Regions from separate parts of the Mus musculus genome. Here region 2 is linked to region 1. Evidence: chromatin loops called from intact Hi-C (ENCODE). Cell type or tissue: heart. All regions are shown on one strand.

Region 1 (2,500 bases):
GCCTTTCTGGATTTTCTGCCTCCTAAAAGGCTTCTCCATGGCACCTCCCATCTGTTTAACTCAAAATCACTCGGCTTCCTGTTCTGCATGGCCTGACACTTGAGGTTACCGCACTGACTGTGGGTCTGAGGTCTTGCACAATCTCATTTATCTATTTGAGCTGATTTGTACCGGGAGATGCTCAGATCAGGAAGGGGGCCGAGGAGCAAGCTACGTAAAGTCTTGCCTCACTGTGGCTGTGATAACAAGCCAGCTTGTTGTGACAGCTTGGAGGGTGCCCAGGGGCTACAGATGCTGTGTCCAGTAGCAGACACATACCTCTCTGGAAAGAGGAGAGCTAAAGATCTAAAAGAAACAGGAGACTTGGCCAGGTGGCTCACAGGCCACACCAGAGGACCTGTAGAAAGGACTCGCCATGCCTGTCAGCATTTAGGGGCATCCCGGAGCTTAAGTTCCTCTGACCTTCCCCACACTGAACCTAGGGCACCATATGTGTGTGACATCTTTACTAACCTAGTGGAGTGAGTGTGTGTGTGTGTGTTTGCTTTTGTTTTTTTTTTTTTTTTTTCAGGACAGGGTCTCACTTGTGTCACCCTAGCTAACCTAAAACTCCCTATGTAGACCAAGCTGGCCTCAAATTCAGACAATGGCTTGCCTCCCCAAGGCTGAGATTAAATGCGAGCGCCACCGCACCTGGCTTAACAAAGCCTGATGTATGTGAGGAATTTTTTCACTGCAGTTATGAAGGAAGGAAGGGGTTTGTCAAGAAGAGCTGTCACAGGCACATAAAGCTCCGAAGAGAAATATGTCTGCCCGGCCTGAATTCCTCATCTTAATGTAACTCCAACCCAGCTTTTGGACACTGCCTGATTCAATCTCTCTGCCTAGACAATCCACAGAACCCAGGGAAGGCCCTTGGTGGGTAAACTCAGGTACCAAAGTGCAGCTCCCCAGCCCTCAGAGAGCGTCCTGGTTCTGGGCCAATGCCACGCCCCCAGAAGGCATGGCGCTGGGCAGTGGTTCCCGCCCTCTCTGCCCTCTCAGCCTTGAAAGGAGACTTCCGCTCCTCCTGTTTCAATGCTGGGCCTGTGGCCAGAACTGTTGTCTGTGCCAGGCCCAGGAACATCCCACACCCCATGCGGTGGAGGCCTCGGTCCTCCAGGGACCTCTTTTCAGAAATATGAGCCAGTGTGGAAGTCTGGTCTAGCGCTTTCCACAATTCGGAGAACTGAGCAAGACACAGGTAGCTCTGGACACTGCCCTGCCATTGAGTGAGCCCTCTGACCCTCTTTTCTCATATAGTGATGATTAGGCCATTAGCCCCACCTCCCACTTCAAACAGAAGCAGCAAAATGCGCCTGGGTTAGCCCACAGGCCTGCAGCAGGTTTCTTGCCCCTTATTAAGTGTGGGGTGGGCTTATTTAACATCCCTGTGCCTTAGAGTGGGGAGAATTGATGATCCAGAGAGTGTTGCTCAAGTTAACATGTGAACAGGGTGGAGGAAGGACCGGCCTTGCAGGGAATCCTATCAGCAGTGCAGTGTGCTCTGATACATTCCCCTGATGCTTGATGTTCAAAGAAATGGGGGTGCTCCCTTCAAGGCCATTCAACTTCCCAGCCTTTGAGGGCTTAGTCCCATCACAGAGTCAACCTGACTCCTAGCCCTGTACCCACAGGTCCTGGGGCTGTGGAGAAATGCTGCCACATTCCCATGTGTCTCCCTGCTTAGGGGCAGCCTCCATGGGGCCTAGGTGTGAACAGTAAAGTAGACAGAAGCCACACTGATCCCAATGACTCCCGAGGCCCCTTGGAGGCAACTGGGCAGTAATGGCATGGAGTGAGGCTGTGTCCCTGACATTGCAGCTCTGAGCATATGTTACTGGCTTCAGTCAAACAGAGGGCTCAAGATCCACTTCCTAACCCATGGCCAGGACCTGGCACCTCTCTGAGTGTGCATGCATCTGACTATCTGGCCTTCTTAGATGCCCAAAGCTAGAGCTACCTGGGAGCCCCCCCCCCCCAGGAACTTACAAAGATGATAGCCGGAGAAACAAAGCGCCAACAGATCTGGAAGAAGAGAGGCGGGGGAAATCCTAGCATCATCTGGATGTCCTGGAAGTAGTTACGGTGCCCTGGAGAGACAGGGGTGGGAGATATTGTCAGCAGCTCAGGAGAACAGAGTGGGCCAGTCCGAGACGGACACTCGAGTCCACGGAAGGGTAGCACTCACCATAGATGTACATGATGGATACACACATGATACAGGAGATGACAACCAAGGAGAAGCTGGCTGCATAGTTGTCCATCAGCAGCAGCCAGTAGATGCCTGCCTGTGGGCCAGTGGGCAGGTAAGCCAGGGTTCCACAGACTAGGCTACTCATCCATTCCCAAGTGCCTGGCGATTGCAGCCCCGCCTCACCCCCACATCTCCATTCTTACCTGGCTGGTAAGGGGGATGCCCAGCAAGAAGCCAGCCACAGCGACGCCCAAGGTCACGTAG
Region 2 (2,500 bases), 220 kb before region 1:
AAGTCACAGAGCTCCACCTGCTCTGCTTTCCAAATGCTGGGATTAAAAGCATGCGCCACCAGAACCATTATCACTTGTGTGTGTGTGTTCTGTGTGTGATTGTATGCGTGTGAGTGCAGGTGCCCATGGAAGCCAGATCCACTGGAGCTGGAATTACAGGCAGTTGTGAGGTGCCTGACATGCCTGCTGGGAATTGAACTTGAGTCTCTGGAAGAAGAGTCAATGTTCATAACCATTGAACCATGTTTCTAGCTCCTCCATCGCACGCATTTCAGCTTAACTATCTTTTCCAGTTGAGGATTGACAGGACATGGCTCCACTGTGAGTTGACTATCTGTGGCCTGATGACTTTTTGATTTTGGTTGTGGGGACAGTGGGGATAGATTCTCATTCCAGGTCAGCTCGGGTTGGCTTTTGCCTTGCTCCAGCCTCCCCAGTGTCAGGGTTATAAGCATAAGACATCGTATCCAGCTTGGTGGTGACGGTGACGTACCGCTACAGAGAGACCAGTCAGGGCTGGGAAGGTGGCTCGGTTGGTGAAGTTCTTGCTTTTTGAGCACGAGGACCAGAGTTTAGTTCCCAAGAATTCATGTAAAAAGTACCAGGGTATCAGTGTGCACGCAGCAGCCCAGCCCTGGGAGTGGAAGCTGGAGCCCAGCTCCATTGCAGCCAGGATTACCTAACTGGCGAGCCTCAGGCTAATGAAAAACCCTGCTTCAAAGGCAGTGGCCAGGCTTTGTGTGAGGCTAAGACCTGGGGTTGTCCTCCAGATGCCTTTGCTCCACACGACGAGCTTCCACCTAGATGGGAATATGTCCACAGACAGACAGACAGACAGACAGACAGACATAATACAGAGAAGATCAAGGCCAGGCATGTATAGAAGTAATAGAATACTTGCCTGCATCCACGAAGTGGATCTTCCCAGGTTGGATTCCCAACACTTCAAAGTGAAAGAGAAAAAACAGAACACAAGGAAACATTCATTAGTTTCTTGAATGATGAATTTTTAACTTCATTATAAAGATGGGAAATGTGAAAGCACAATTCTTAAACGTCAGTATGACGGCTGGAGAGATGGCTCAGCGGGTAAGAGCACTGGCTGTTCTTCCAGAGGTCCTGAGTTCAGTTCCCAGCAACCACAACCATCTATAATGAATGGGATTTGATGCCCTCTTCTGGCACACAGGTGTACATTCAAATAGAGTATACACACACATCTTTAAAAAATTCATTATGAAAAAGACAACTTTATTTTTTATTATTCCTAAATTTTATTTGATTTTATAGAAGTGGCGGTTTTGCTTTTATGTAATCTGTGTGCTGTTAGATTCCTGGTGCCCCAGGGGACCAGAAGAGGCGTTGAATCTCCTGGAACTGGAGTTATAGGTGGTCGTAAGCTGCTGTGTGTGTGTGTGTGTGTGTGTGTGTGTGTGTATGTGTGTGTGTGTTTGTGTGTGTGTGAACCTGAGCCCTCTAGAAGAGCAGCTTGCGTTCTTAACCACTGGGCCATCTCTCCAACACCCACACCCCCATCTCTGGCCCAGTGAACTTGGTGAGAACCTCAGATCCAGAAGGCTTTGGTGGAAACCAGTATTTCTAGTCTAGTCGTCCCCAGTGAGTCCCCAGCAGTGGGCTGGCAAAAGGCCCAAATATAAGTTGAAAAATGTTTGAAGCCGCAGCATGATCTTGAAGGTAGCTGTCTACAGAGTCCCGTTAACACTGTTCTATTTTGGGTATAAATGTCTTCATTTATTCAGAAGAGGGTGGGAAATTGTACATATGTTCATGTTTATCTATACATAAGCCTAGATCACATCTAGATTTGCATACGTGTGTATAAAATAACTGTGAGCACGAAATCTAGAAATAATAACTTTGGTTGCCTTCCAGGAAGAAAGCTGGGAGATGTGAGACTGAATAAAGTAAGAGAGAGTGCTAGAGAGAGAGGGAGAGAGAGAGAGAGAGAGAGAGAATGTGTGTCTGTGAGACTGGAGAAGGTGAGAGAGAGTGCTGGGAAGAGAGACAGAGAGAGGGAGAGGGAGGGGGGGAGGGAGTCTGTGAGACTGAAGAAGGTGTGAGAGAGTGCTGGGGAGAGTCGGGCTGGAGGAAGAGAGGGTGCCAAAGAGCATGTGTGTGTCTGTGTGTGTATGCATCTATGTGTGTGTGTGTATGTGTGTATGTATATGCATGTGCCTCTGTTTGTGTTTGTGTATGTGTCTGTGTGTGTATATGTGTGTGTGTCTCTCTATGTGTTTCTGTGTGCATACATGCTCTCACCATGCTGTGTGACCCACTATTCCCACTCCCAAGAGTTCATCCACAGCGTTCCTGCAGAGTTACCCACTGCAGGATTTTCTGTGTGTTTGCTTGCACTGTCATTTTTCCTTTTCTCTTTTGTGTGTGGGTGTCTTGCCTGCACGTGTGTCTGTGTACCATGTGTGTGCCTGGTGCCCCAAGACCAGAAGAGGCTAGAAGATTCCCTGGGTCCTCAGTAAGA

The links. Peaks named below come from ENCODE experiments on the same cell type or tissue, not always from the same donor. Only the 100,000 strongest peaks of a DNase experiment are listed, where the experiment ranks them.
Region 2: it touches region 1 in a loop (9-fold over the local background); 2 of 42 quality-filtered maps call a loop at or near these places.

What each region holds. Positions count from the first base shown.
Region 1 is chr4:117,864,828-117,867,327 of GRCm38, reverse strand. Slc6a9 (solute carrier family 6 (neurotransmitter transporter, glycine), member 9) reads right to left here. Exons shown (of 14, transcript NM_008135.4): 10 at 2,440-2,500; 11 at 2,231-2,330; 12 at 2,032-2,132. Among named protein-coding and RNA genes, the nearest start is that of Ccdc24, 6.4 kb to the left of the region's middle. In heart, no CTCF peak of the experiment used is centred here; a DNase peak (open chromatin) is centred at 1,037; H3K27me3 peaks cover 694 bases.
Region 2 is chr4:118,084,350-118,086,849 of GRCm38, reverse strand. The region is part of intron 2 of St3gal3 (ST3 beta-galactoside alpha-2,3-sialyltransferase 3); the gene reads left to right. Among named protein-coding and RNA genes, the nearest start is that of St3gal3, 49 kb to the left of the region's middle. In heart, no CTCF peak of the experiment used is centred here; no DNase peak of the experiment used is centred here; H3K27ac peaks cover 264 bases.